Linked DNA regions of Homo sapiens: region 2 is linked to region 1. The links are chromatin contacts, found by Hi-C or POLR2A ChIA-PET in ENCODE. All regions are on one chromosome and are shown on one strand. The core of a region is the stretch at or near the end of the contact, and the rest is flanking DNA. Distances in the headings are between cores, read along the strand shown. Region 1 overlaps CFAP57 (cilia and flagella associated protein 57). Region 2 has its middle 17 kb from the start of HYI.

Region 1 (7,136 bases), core at 279-2,778:
TTAATCCAGTCTATCATTGATTTGGGTTGGTTCCAAGTCTTTGCTATTGTGAATAGTGCCACAATAAACATACGTGTGCATGTGTCTTTATAGCAGCATAATTTATAATCCTTTGGGTATATACTCAGTAATGGGATGGCTGGGTCAAATGGTATTTCTAGTTCTAGATCCTTGAGGAATCACCACACTGTCTTCCACAATGGTTGAACTAGTTTACAGTCCCACCAACAGTGTAAAATTATTCCTATTTCTCCACATCCTCTCCAGCACCTGTTGTTTCCTGACTTTTTAATGATTGCCATTCTAACTGGTGTGAGATGGTACCTCACTGTGGTTTTGATTTGCATTTCTCTGATGGCCAGTGATGATGAGCATTTTTTCATGCCTACACACACATTTATTGAATGCTGTGCACCACACAATGTGCCAGCTAGTAGGGCTGCCAAGAGGAGCAAAAGATGGCCCTGCCCTAAAGGGGCTTTATTCTGGCACAGCACTGATAGCTGCCATTGAATTAGGACCAGGCTACTCGGGGGTACACAGGAGAGTCACCATACTGTCAGCTGTGTTCCAGCCACGGGAGATCTGCCTTGGGCTAGCTTGCTGCCGTGGTATCTACGCACTTTCCCAGGCACCAGTCACAGGAAAAGTGGGAGGAACCAGCTGGAGGAGCGCACAGCCCATGTTTGTATGATGCATCCTTGCTGAGCTCCTCTCTTTTCCCTTCACTATTTGGAGCCCAATGTAACTGTACGGTTTCAGAGTTTGGGGATTTCAAAAGAATACAGTGGCAAGCCTAGGTGAGAGCAGCTCACTGCACAGTCATGCATCGCTTGATATGGGATACATGGTTAGGCTATTTTGTCACGCAAACATCACGGAGTGTATTTACACAAACCTAGCTGCGACAGCCTACTATACACCTAGGCTATGTGGTAGAGCCTACTGCTCCGAGGCTACAAACCTGAACAGCATGTGACTATGCTGAATACTGTAGGCAACTGTGACGCAATGGAAAATATCTGTGTATCTAAACAGAAAAGGTACAGTGAACATTTGGCATTATAATCTTATGGCATTACAATCTTACAGTCCATGTGGTCCATCATTGGTGTTACTCAGTGCATACCGTAGTTAGGTTTTTACCCCAGGAATGTAAGTGCAGACCAAGGGTAAGAGTACAGTTTAGAGATGACATGACCTCCATGCCTGGAAGGTGGGAGAGAAGTTACAGACAGCAAGTAAAAGGGAAATGAAAAAGAGCCCCGCAATTTACAATTTCACCCAGTCAGGAAGGAAACTAGGCAGGAAATTCAGGAAGTGACGATAACTGAGCTAATCTAAAAGGAATGAGGAGCCTGATGTTATCTTGGGAAGAAGGGGCCCTGTATGCAGAGGCCCTCATTCCGTGCATACTTTGTGCTGTAAGCACGGGAAGCTGTCCCTGCAGATCCGTGCACCAGCCCAGAGGCGGGGCAGGGGCAGACTCACCAAGGAATCTGCAATCTCCTTGAGGGTGTGGTCTGATCCAACAGCAAAGATAATTTTGGCATCGGGGGAGACAGTAACACAGTTGTAGCTGCAAGACTTGAGCACGCATTCTGTCTCTCTCTTTCCTGTGGACAGATTCCATTCATACACAGCACCATCTGTGCCACCAGAAATCAGTTTGCTATCATCTGCATTCCACACAATTGAGCGAATCTGCAGGAGAGGAAGACATATCCAGTGAAGAGTGTACACACACTTACACCCTAACACAGAAAAGGGTGCAAACTCCTTAGGTGCTCCACTAGACTGAGCAGAACGTCCTTTCCTGCTGTAGGCCCTTCTGTTAGCACAAAACATAGCTTCTTGTGAACGTTCACATTCTGTTTTCTATGACGCTTGCAAATTACTGAAGATGAAACACTCTCATTTCTTTTTCACTTTATGAACGTAAAGACTGAATCCTACAGGTTTCTTAAGGCTAGAACCAACCAATTATTGCTGTTTTTTCAAAACATTTTTGAAATAATTATGTATTCACAGAAACTTGCAAAAATAGCACAGAGAGAGTGGACTTCTGGAATGGCACGGTAAGAACCTCAACTTGACCTTCTCTCTGACAATGTAGGTTAACTGGTAAATATGATAAAAAATAATCATTTAAAGTCTTTAGAAGGCTGGGTGCAGTGGATCACATCTGTAGTCCCAACACTTTGGGAGGCTGAGGTGGAAGGATCACTTGAGCCCAGCAGTTTGAGAATAGCCTGGGTAACATAGTGAAACCCTGTCTTTATAAAAATAAAAATAATAAGCTGGGCATGGTGGCATGTGCCTGAGGCAGGAAGATGGTTTGAACTGGGGAGGCTGAGGCTGCAGTGAGCTATGAGTGTACCTCTGCCCTCTGGCCTCAGTGACAGAGTGAGACCCTGTCTAAAATAAAATAAATAAAATGTCTCTGGAAATTGTCCTCAGGGAATACAGCAAATGGAAAAACATTTATTCAAGAAAATCTACTCAATCCCAGTAAGAACAGAGTCTGCTGCATTTAAGCCATGACTCGCTCTGTTACGGCCTCAGCTCCAGAAACTTCACTGCTGTGCACTCTGGGCAGATGTGGCCAAGATAAGCGACTCCCTCTCCCCATAGCTCCTGATCTTGGGCTATGGTTTCGGTCTGGAAAGGGAAACTGCTGGGATTTCTTATTCTTACCCCAGCCCCATGTTGCAGAAGCTCTATTCCAAGCAGGTGTGGCCAAGAGGGCTCAGACTCTCTTCCCCTCGGCCCATTGTCACTTGTTGGAAGAAACTCCACTCTAAGCTCAGCATACTGAGAATAACTGTGCCCTAATGATTCCTGACCCAGTTTGCTTATAGAGTGAAAGTTCCAAGCCATGAAGGGCAAGCCAAAAAGACCAGGGGCTTACATACGTGCACACACACATACACACGCATGTGCACACACACGCACACACCTCAAGTGTCACTCACAGAAGTGAGGATGTTACTCCTGGAAAAGCAGGTCCCCGCCCCAGCTCTGGTGCAGTGGAGCAAAGGTTCTGTCTGTGGGAAAGTCAGGTGCTAAGACAGGGAGCTCTACAGCTCTGCTTGAGGGGGCTGACTTTATTTGGAATAGAACATGGAAAAGTCCATGCCTATGGGCATTGTCTAAAACAGTGGAGATCTTGGTGGAAAGTGATTAAGAGGAGGCTGATAACTCCAGGATGTAAGCAAAATGATATAGAGGAGTGGAATTTTGATAGAACAAGGGAAAGGGACAGAGAAGAAGAGTCCTTCAGGGATAACAGACAACTCTAGAGGCTGGAAGGTCTTGTGTATGTGTTAGACTGTACTGATTCAGGTGCAGTCAGAGTGGGATATGAGGAAAACTTGAAAGCATCTCCTAAGCTACACAAAGACCCGTTAACATAGGGCAGAGTCTCACTGGCACAACGGGCCTACCAAACACAACAGTCTACCAAATGCGGAACATTAAGCTCTCCCGACCCAGGGGCATCTCCTAGGAAGCCAGGCTTAAAAATGAAATCATATTCATCCCTCGCAGCCTGGAAGACTCTGTGCATGCCCAAGGCTGTACCCTCTTATGAACAATCAGAAAGGGGTCATCCAAACTACCAGTCTCTGGCTGAACATGATGCAAAAGCCATCACTCTCTGAACTGTGATAGCATTTTCCAAGCCACACATAAATCTGGTAGTAAAAGGTAAAAACCTAATTGTCTAAGGGGGTTTATGCACCATCTGTAACTAATAAGCAGCTTAGGCAACTCATGGGCAACCCTAGGTAGCCAGGCTAAAAGAAAAGATGAAAAATAGATCTGAGTAGTGATATGAGACACTGCTCACTACAGGGGAAACAGACTTTACAGAATTAGCTCAGCCAAGTCACGAAACAGATAATCAGCCAACCAACCAACAACAATGCCCTGGGGGGACACATATTCAGAACTGCTACAATATATTGTCTAAAATATTCAGCCAACAAAAAATTGAAACATAAACAAACAAACAAACAAACAAAAAGAGTGTAACCAATAAGAAAAAGAAAGAAAGAAAGCATTCAGGCAATAGAAATTGCCTTTGAAGGGGCCCAGATGGTAGATTTTGCGGACAAAGACTTCAAAGTAGCTAATACAAATAAGTTCAATTAACTAAAGGAAACTACGCTTAAATAATTAAAGGAAGGTAGGATGACAAGCCTCATCAAATAAAGAATATAATAAGAAAACAGAAATTAGTTCAAAAATCAAATGGAAATTCTGGAGTTGAAAAGTACAATAACCAAAACGAAAAATTCACTGGAAGGCTCAACAGTAGATTTGAGCTGGCAAACTTGAAATAGCTCAATAGAGATTGTGCAATTGGAAGAACAGAGAGAAACACTAATCAAGAAAAATTAACATTAACAGAGTTTCAGAGAAATGTGGGCATCCATTAAATGCACCCACGTATGGTACTGTAATGAGAGCACTAGGAGAAGAGAGAAAAACAACAAATATTCAAATAAATAATGCTGAAAAATCTCAAATTTGTTGAAAAACATTAACCTACACATCCAAGAAGTACAATAAACTCCAAGTAGGATAAATGCAAAGAAATCTAGATCCAGACACATCAAAAACAAAATGTTGAAAGCCAAAGATAAGAAAATCTTGAAAGCTGGCCGGCCACGGTGGCTCACACCTGTAATCCCAGCACTTTGGGAGGCCAAGGCAGGTGGATCATGAGGTGAAGAGATCGAGACCATCCTGGCCAAAATGGTGAAACCCTGTCTCTACTAAAAATACAAAAATTAGCTGGGCATGGTGGCGCACACCTGTAATCTCAGCTACTCAGGAGGCTGAGGCAGGAGAATCGTTTGAACCCAGGAGGCAGAGGTTGCAGTGAGCCGAGATGGTGCCACTGCACTCCAGCCTGGTGACACAGCAAGACTCCGTCTAAAATATATATATAAATATATATTTCTATCTGTGCTCATGAAAAAGACTAGCTTATTTTTTTTTCTTGTGGTGTCTTTGACAGATTTTGGTATCACAATTATTTTGGCCTCATAGAACATAACTGGAAAGTATTCCTTCTTTTTCCAATTCTCTAGAAGAGTTTTTTTCAAGATTAGTGATAGTGTTATTTTTTTTTCCTTAAATGTTGATAAAATTCCCCAGTGATAAGATCTGGGCCTAGAGTTTTCTTTGTAGAAAGGTTTTAAGTTACAGATTCTTCTTGTTTTGTTTTGTTTTGTTTTGTTTTGAGGCAGAGTCTCACTCTGCTGCCCAGGCTAGACTGCACTGGCATGATCTCGGCTCACTGCAACCTCCATCCCCCAGGTTCATGCCATTCTCCTGCCTCAGCCTCCCGAGTAGCTGGGACTACAGGTGCCCACCACCATGCTCGGCTAATATTTTGTATTTTTAGTAGAGACGGAGTTTCACCGTGTTATCCAGGATGATCTCCATCTCCTGACCTCGTGATCCGCCCACCTCAGCCTCCCAAAGTGCTGGGATTACAGGTGTGAGCCACTGCGCCCAGCCTACAGATTCAATTTTTATAGGAATTTGTCAGTTTCATCTATATATTAAAATTTATTTGCATAAAGTTCATAATATCCTTTCAATTTTTTTTTCATTTTGTTTTTTTTTTGAGGTAGGGTCTCACTCTGTTACCCAAGGTAGAGTGCAGTGGCATAATCTCGGCTCACTGCAACCTCCGCCTCCGAGGTTCAAGCGATCCTCCTGTCTCAGCCTCCTGAGTAGCTGGGATTACAGGTGTGTGCCACCACACCCGGCTGATTTTTGTAGTTTTAGTAGAGATGAAGTTTCACCATGTTGGCCAGGCTGGTCTCGAACTCCCGATCTCAAGGGATCCGCCTGCCTCAGCCTCCCGAAGTACTGAGATTACAGGCGTGAGTGACTGCGCCCGGACCCCTTTCAGATCTTTTTAATGTCTATAGGACCTTTAGTGATATCCCCTTTTTAATCCTCATATTGGTTGTTGGTATCTCCACACTCTTAATTTTTTCTTCATCAGTCATGCCAAGGGTTTGTCTATTTCGTGTTTTCAAAGAATCAAATTTTGGCTTTGATGATCTTTTGTCTGTTTTCTATTTTATTAACTTCTGCTCTTATCTTTATTTCCTGCCTTTTATTTGAATTTAATTTGCTGTTCTTTTTCTAACTTCTTGAGATGGATGCTTATGTATCTTTTTTCATTTCTAACACAGTATATGTATTTAAGGTTATACATTTCCCTGTATGCATAGCTTTAGCTGCATCCTGTATCTGTATTTGTAAAAAATGTTACACATGTCATTCTAACATATATCCCTAATTAGAGACCAGTGTTTTAAGTACTTGTAAAGTGATGAAACAAATGGCTGTTTTCCTGGACTGGTGAGCTTGGGCATCAGAATCACTTTCTGTACTTTCATCCGCATCTCCACAGTCACTTGAAGACTAATTATATTGCTGAAGCTGAGGAGGCTCAGCAGCTCTCATTAATAATGTCCGTGGGCCAGGCGCGGTGGCTCACGCCTGTAATCCCAGGACTTTGGGAGGCCGAGGTGGGTGGATCACCTGAGGTCAGTAGTTCAAGACCAGCCTGACCAACATGGAGAAACCCCGTCTCTATTAAAAATACAAAATTACCCGGGTGTGGTGGTACATGCCTGTAATCCCAGCTACTCAGGAGGCTGAGGCAGGAGAATCGCTTGAACCTGGGAGGCGGAGGTTGCGGTGAGCTGAGATTGTGCCATTGCACTCCAGCCTGGGCAACGAAAGCGAAACTCTGTCTCAAAAAAAGAGTTTGTGTTACTTGGGAGGCTGAGGCAGGAGAATCGCTTGAACTCAGGAGGTGGAGGTTGCAGTGAGCCGAGATCACGCCTCTGCACTCCAGCCTGGGTGACAGAGTGAGACTCCGTCTCAAAAACAAACAAAAATGCTTGTGTTTACATAGCACTTTCACTTTCCACACATTTTTACTTTTCCTTCCAATGATCTGTTATTTGCTAAAGTCAACGGTCAGTTTTGGACTTTACATGACCTCCCTCTGACATCTAGTACCACTGACCACTTCAACCTTTCAGAAATTGTTTAGTTCCTTGGCTTCTTTGAGATAATTATCTGATTCCAAGTTCTCT
Region 2 (7,371 bases), core at 97-2,596, 270 kb before region 1:
TTTTTCTCATAATTAGATTGGGGTGACCTGTTTTTAGGGGGAGGAAGGAAGAACAAGTGGTAAAGTGTCATTTGCATCACATCCTATCAAGAAGAACACACTATCCACATGACCTATCGCCATTGATGTTGACCTTGATCCCCTGGCAGAGGTAGTGTTTGTCAGGTTTCTCCACTGTAAAATTATTTTATTTCACCTTTCAATAGTGTACTCTTTGGAAGGAAGTCACTATGTACACCCCATAATTAAGGAGTGGGGTATTATTCTTTCCCTCCTTTTCAAGGGCAGAGTATCTACATAAATTATTTGGAATCGTGGTGCAAGGGAGATTTCTCCTCTCCCATTTATTTACATATTTAGTCATTCATTTATATCAGTCTGGAGTCTTGGATATTTATTTTATACTTTGAGTTATAATCCAGTACTATTTTACTTATTTTTTTTTTTTTTTGCTTAAAAATTTTCAGCGTTGACCATTGGGAGCTCTTTGATTTGACTCCTGTGTCCTTTTGGCATACTCTCAACATTTTTTAACACTCCTTTACTTTCCGGTACTACAATATGATTCAGGGTCCTCCTGTATATTTTCTGTTTCAATTTGAGCCATCCATTTCTCTGAGGAGCCCCGGTTTCTGTTATGAGAATGGCATTAGAACTGGATGCTAGGGGTGTTCTTTGCTCCTAGGCCTTCTCAGCTGACAGAGTAAGGGAAGATATGTGTGTACACTAGCCTGTGTACACACACATGTATATATATACGTGCATGTCATATACAAGTATGTATGATGTATGTGCCTATGTATATATGTATGTGTGATATATAAACATATTTCTGGATGTAATTATCTGTGTCTATATTAAACTAAACATGAGTTCATAGTGATGTAAGGAGATATTTTAATCTCTATAGTAACCACTAGAAGAATAAAAAAAGAATGTATTAATAAAACTAACAAGGTAATAGAGGAAAAAAATAGAATAATAAAAGTAATTAGTCCTGAAGAAGGCAAGGACAGAGAAATAAAGGAACAAAAACCAGATGAGACAAATAGAAAACAAAGAGCAAGACGATAGATTTAAATGTGAAGAAAAATAAACAGTAACAGTATCGGAAAAAGTTTAGGGGAACATTCACCAGGCCAAATCCACTCTCCACGCTTCCTCCCCCTTCGCTTTCCTAGGAGAGCCCCCTCATGGTCTATGCCAGTGGAGTCCTTGCCTTCTGGCTTTGTGTTGGGTTCAGCCAATGCAGATACCCAGCCACAGAGCTCCCTTACACGTCCTGAGCTGGCTGTGTCCTTTGACCACAAGTCACTACTGCTCTCCACATGGCTCACTCTGCAGGAATTTCCTTCTGGATTCCAGAAACCATTCCCTGTCTTCATCCCTTCAGGCCTAGGGATGTCAGTAATTCTGCTGTTATTAGTTCTGGATGATTACATTATCCTTTGTGAGTCCCTGATACCCTGTCCAAACCTTCATAAATGGCCCCTTCATAAAAGCCTCCTTGAATTATACTAATTTCAGTGTGCCATCTGTTTCCTATTTGAACTCAGACTGACATAGCCATTGTGAAATCAGAAAATAGTTCCTCAAAATGGGATTCTGGAATTCCGTTGCTCATGTATTTGAGGAACACAGCGATAACCTTGCTGGGGAAGAATGAGGAAGTGAGTAATCCATGGCATGTGGTGACATCATCATTACCCACATTATCAATGGTGGGAGCATGGGAGGGAATGCAGGTGATGGGCAAGGCATTAAGAGATCAAGTAGCGCCGGCACTTAATTGCTATGGCAACAACAGTGATTAAAAAATAGTAGAAACAACTGGATTCTTTTTACTATCCTAAGAAATTTATATAGGGAAAAAGAGAAAATCAAGGCTATGGAAATACAATTAAAAAGACGCATGGAAAACCAGAATGCCTCCATGGTGGCCCTGAGGGGTTCCTTATTTCCGGTAATTGAAGGGTAAATATGGCTAAGAACTAAGTCTATGGTCTGACTGTTAAAGTTGTAGATTTGCAGCAGCAATTAAATGCATAACGCGGCCAAGTCTTTTATGCCAAGGCAAGGTTCTCGGGGAGGACTCTCAGATACAGGAAGGGGATACAGGATGCCTGAAAGGCAGGCCTGATTGGGCTGAGACTTTTGAACCTCTGTTCTCCTCTAAACCTTTTATTCTGGCTGAAGGAGCTATCTCTCCTCTGCATAAAAGCCTTACAATCATTGTTCCCAGGGCAGTTGCCCCATATGCTAATGCTAACTCTCCTCAGGTCCCCTCCCTTACCTCTTATTACCTTCAGGCCCATAACAAAGTAGAAGGCCTGCTCCAGAAAAAGCTAGCTGTACTCTTAAAGACGTGCAAAACCCCGCCTAGGTGGACAGTCAGGGTAGTCAAGGGAAAGGTCAGGGAGTGGATTGGGAGGATGGTAGACAGCCACTTCTCTAGGTGTGGTCCCTGGACCAACAGCATCAGCATCATCTGAGAACTTGTTAGAAACGCAAATTCTTGGGCCTAACCTCAGATCTATAGAATCAGAAACTGTAGGGGTGAGACCCAGAAATCTGTGTTTTAATAAGGCTTCCAGGTGATTCTGATTTGCACTAAAATTTGAGACCCCCCCACTCCCTGACTTAATAGATCCATTAGATCCTCATGTTCCTGAGTCTTCAGACACCTTCCTCTACAGCATTACTACTCAGAGCTGTTGTCCCAGATCAGAGGCACTGGCATCACCTGCATCAGAAAATGCAGAACCTTCGACCCCACCCTAGACTTATCAAACCAGACTCTGCATTTAAAAAGATCCTCAGGTGCCGTGCGTGCTCATTAAAGTCGGAGAGGCCGTGTTCCACAGCGGTGGCTCTCGAACTTTGGCATGGATGAGAATCACCGCACTGTGAGCACCAATGTGCTGTGCAAACCTGCTCACTTCTCCCTCACCACGGCCCCTGAGAAGGTCTGAAGGACACTTCCCTCACTAAGGTATTTGGAAGTCCTTGAAGAGCTCTGTGGTGACTGTCATCTATAGGCTGGAGATGACAGTTGGGGACAATGCAAAGGAATTGGGTTTCTTGATCTTAAAGAGAATAATGGGACCCCACAGTAGATGAGGCAAGGTGGCCATGCTTGCTGGTCAGACAGGAGGTAGCGCCCCGCAAGCCACAGAGACAGAGTGGCCATCAGAGTGCTGTAATCTGTAGTGAATTGTGGCGCAGTTCTCTAGAAATGAAATACTTGGGCAGCCTGTGAAGGTGCTGCCTGACAAATACAGGTGAAAAATTCTAGGTTTCTGGGTAGAAACTGGAGGAAGATTCGTGGCCTTTTACCCAATTCCTAGACCTAAGTCAGTTCATAAACTCGGATACCCACAACTGAGGAGGGACCCTGCAATGTGGTCACGGATGTATATTGTGTGTCTTCTCCAAAGCCTTCCTCAGAATGGCCTGCAGCCATTTACCAGGGCAGCTATACACTAGGGAGAAGGAAATATACTAGATACTCCCAAGGTTAATAAATATTGACCCTGAACTCACTCTGATCCCCAGAACCCTGAAGTGCCACCATCATCCACCAGTGAAATTTGGAACTTATGAAAATCAGGTGATGTATGGAATCCTAGCCCATACATCCTAGTCTGTCTAACACAGTGTCCACAGGATCAGGTATTCATCCTGTGTTTTTCCCTGACTCCTAGAATGTGTAGAGAAAAGAGAGATATGTAATAACTGGCAGAATGATTATATTGGTCCTTTGACCCATGAAATTAAGACTTTTGTAGTGAAAAGGAGGGCAAAGTGGAAGCTCTTGTTGATGGAGATCCCTCCAGCACTCACTTCCACGCCCACCATACCAAGAAAGTAAAAAATACTTCAACCTGGGGGAAACTACAGTGATTAATGCTACCACCAGCAACTTGAGATATGCATAGGTGGCAATTCCCAGTACATCCCCATTTAACTTACTTATCTGGCTAGTGCAAAAGCCAGATGGGGCATGGAGAAAGAGATCTTTGTACATTTATTCACATAGTGATGTCAGTCACAGCTACAGCACTAAATGTGAAATACTTACTGTGGCAATTCAACACAGCCCATGATATCTGGCATTCAGCTTCTGACCTAGAAAACATTTTTTCCCCCAGGAAAATCCGAAGCAGTTTGCATTTACATAGCAGGGCAAATAGTATACCTCTACTATCTTACACCAGGACAATATCAAGTTTCCTTTTCTCTGTCATAATATAGTGTGATGGGAACTTGATCATCTTGATACCCTACAGGATGTCATTCTGGTCCATGACATTGATGGAATTATGTTAACTGGACCTGGTGAGTAGGAAGCATCAACACTCTAGATGCCTTTGTAAGACATATGTGTGCCTAAGGCCAAGAGGCATATTATGTAAGTGAAGTTTCTAGAGGGTCATTGGCGTGGGTAATCCTTCTCTAAAGTGAGAGACAAGTTGCTTGCCCTTGAATTTCACAACACAATGATGGAGACACACTTTGTTTGGGGGAAGCCTACCTTGGACTCCTCCATCTTGAAAGGAATAGAATTTTGCTTTCATGCCGTAAACATGTCTTCTGGGTACACATTTGTCTTCTCTGCCTGAAGTGCTTCTTCCAGCATCACTTGTAGACTTACGGAATGCCTTATTCTTCACCACAGTATCAAATACAACATCATCTCTGATAAGGGGGCCCATTTTATAGCATAGGAAGTATGGCAGTGGGCTCCTGCCCATAAAATTCTCTGGTGTTATGATGTGGCTTATCAATTTGATGGCAGTGGCAGCTCGTCTGGAGTGGCTGCTGCCACATGCCAGCTGTAGCAGGGAGGTGCGGCCACGGCTGCACACTCCACAGAGCCAGCAGGAGCTGGGGACAAGTGGGAGCCCTGCCCCTTCTGCATTGGTGGGGAAGGAGCTCCCTGGGTGGTGCAGCTGCAGCTGCCCAAGTCGTGGCTGCGGACTTGGGCCTTTCACTCCACAGAGCAGGCAGAAGCCCCACCCTTTCAGGTACAGCTACAACCACCCAAGTCATGGCTGTGGACCCAGGCATCTCTGTGCTCTTGGGGGGTCCAGGAGCAGGCAGGAATCCCACCTATCTGGGTGTAGCTGCAACCGCCCAAGCTATAGCTGTGGACCCAGACAACTGGGCACTCTCAGGGGCCTGGGAGAGTCCCCCTTCCTCCTGCAGGCTCAGAGGTGTCTGCTCCCACTGCCTGGCCTCTTCCCACTCCCTTGTCTGCTCCAATCTCAGAGCAAGGTTGGGGCCAAGCCTGGGTGCTGTCACAGCCTGGCTGGGTGTGAGAACACTTGGGGCAGTGCCAACACGCCAGCCCCCTGCCACCTTGGCCCCCTCCAGACTTTGGGCACTAATAAGCATAGGAGGGAAGCCAAGGGGAAGTTGAGGGAATCTTGGCACAGGCCTGCAGGTGTTCCTTGGCACAAACAGCCTGGGCACCATCAACAGCAGCAGGAGGCAGACAAGCTCCCGCACAGAAGGGATCCTGCACAGTAGGGAACGGGTCTGTGGTGAGGCCCGACCTTCAGGCCAGGGAGGGCCTGAAAGCTAGGGGTGGGACTGCCAGTCTGAACTTGTGGTGCCTTTTCTGGGCCCACCCATGGCCACCCATGGACCAATCAGTACACACTTTGTCCTTCTGAGGCCCATTAAAGCCCCAGGCTCAGCCAGAGCTGAGCAGATGTCCCAATGACCAGCTGCAGAGAGGAGCTTCCCACTCCAGGGCCTCCTCTGAGCTATTGTGTCACTCCACACAGCTCCTCTTTGCCTTGCTCATCCTGCACTTGTCCATGTACCTCATTCTTCCTGGACGCAGGACAAGAACTTGGGACCTGCTGAATGGTGGGGCTGAAAGAGCTGTAACACAAACAGGGCTGAAACACACCCCTTGCTCACCACATTGCAGGAGAAGAAGAAAGAAGAGCTGTGGCCCTTTGGGGAGCCCAGACCTGGGAGCTCCCCGAGCCAGGGCTGTGACTCCCTCTTTGAGGCCCTGAAGTTCCTGAAGTCTCCAAGCTTCCGGGTGCCACCATGTTCCCTGGTGCCAGCCATAGAAGCTGCTTGCAGTACACCTGGTCTAGCTGCAGCCTTGCAGAGAGCCAGCACCTGTGCTGACACCTGGAGCTGCCCACCCCACTGCAGTAGCCAGCACGCTTGCCTGTAAGCAGTGGCCAGACCCCATGCTTGCTCACTCACATACCCCTTACTGCTCCACACCTGGCTTGCCCTTGGCAGGCATGGCATCCAGGTCAGTGGCATGAGCCGAGTACAGCCTGCCAGGTTGAGTGGGAGGAATGAGCCCAGTGGGCCCAAGCAAAACTTGGGCAAAGACACTACTCGCCACAGAGGTTTCCAGCCAGAAAGGCAACACCCCAAGGATCCTGCAACAACTTGGAAGCAAGTAGCTTGAGAGAATGGTGAAACAGATTACTAAAGGCTCATTACAGTGCCCTCTGGAAGGCAACACCCTCCAATGTGGGGGTGCTCTCTCATAGGGTACAGTGTATGCTTTCAATCAGAAGTCAACATATGGTGCCCATAGCCAGGCTGCATAGGTGTAAGAACAAAGGGATAGTGGTGGGAGTGGTCCCTCTCACTATCATACCTAATAATCCACTTAAAGGCTTAAAGAGTATCCTTGCAATCTTAGGCTCCATGGATCTGAAGGTCCTAGTGTTCAAAGTGGTAATTCTTCTACCAGGAAAAATGACCATTGTTCCAGTGAACAGACAAATAAGAAGACTTCTTTCTTCACTGGGGCAATTGGTCCTGATTCTCAGGGGATAATTGTGTTGCTGGTATATGTTTAGGGCACCTCTTAGTCCTCTCTCGCTCTAAAGTCCTGGTCAGTGGAAAACTGTGACAACCCAATAACGTCAAGACCATCAAAGATTCAAATCCTACAAGAAAGAATGTTAGGGTCATTTCACTAGGTAAAGACACCCATCCATCTGAGGTGCTGGATGAGGAAAAAGGGAACCTGGATCAAGTGATGGAAGAAGGCAGAGGTGATTAGCAGTTTAGGCCCCATTCCCAGCTATGGAAATGGGGACTATAAAAACTGGTTTTATGTTACCTTACTGTTTGCTGCCTGTATTAGCTTCTTCTTCTTTTTTTCTTTTTAGAAAGGGTCTCACTATCACCCAGGCTGGAATGCAGTGGTGCAGCCTTGGCTCACTGCAGCCTCAACCTCTCAGGCTCAAGTGATCTTCCCACCTCAGCCTCCCAAGTAGCTGGGACTACAGGTGTGCCCCATCACACCCAGCTAATGTTTTTTCTTTTTGTAGAGATGGGGTCTCACTATGTTGCTCAGGGTGGTCTTGAACTCCTGGGTTC

Evidence for each region. Hi-C counts contacts between places; a loop is a spot of excess contacts on that map. ChIA-PET counts read pairs that join two places held with the same protein, here RNA polymerase II (POLR2A). Pooled maps may share reads with other maps.
Region 2: a loop to region 1 is called in a map of endothelial cell of umbilical vein, with 15 times the contacts of the local background. The contact joins two enhancer-like sites. A Hi-C loop is called at or near these places in 1 of 168 maps with a recorded cell type or tissue (endothelial cell of umbilical vein) and 3 of 50 pooled maps. POLR2A ChIA-PET finds 5 or more read pairs at or near these places in 2 of 52 experiments (H1 and WTC11).

What each region holds. Positions count from the first base shown.
Region 1 is chr1:43,201,288-43,208,423 of GRCh38, reverse strand. It overlaps CFAP57 (cilia and flagella associated protein 57), which reads right to left. Exons shown (of 23, transcript NM_001378189.1): 10 at 1,492-1,704. It overlaps LOC105378685 (a long non-coding RNA gene), which reads left to right. Exons shown (of 5, transcript XR_007066041.1): 4 at 2,032-2,078. Among named protein-coding and RNA genes, the nearest start is that of CFAP57, 33 kb to the right of the region's middle. RefSeq lists an enhancer at 1,032-2,231. Within about 2 kb of position 1,528, at least 14 of the 41 ENCODE cell types and tissues checked have a DNase peak (open chromatin) inside an H3K27ac peak, as active enhancers do; they include endothelial cell of umbilical vein, where a contact is called at or near this core.
Region 2 is chr1:43,466,951-43,474,321 of GRCh38, reverse strand. No RefSeq gene overlaps it. Among named protein-coding and RNA genes, the nearest start is that of HYI, 17 kb to the right of the region's middle. RefSeq lists an enhancer at 1,309-2,508. Within about 2 kb of position 1,346, at least 8 of the 41 ENCODE cell types and tissues checked have a DNase peak (open chromatin) inside an H3K27ac peak, as active enhancers do; they include endothelial cell of umbilical vein, where a contact is called at or near this core.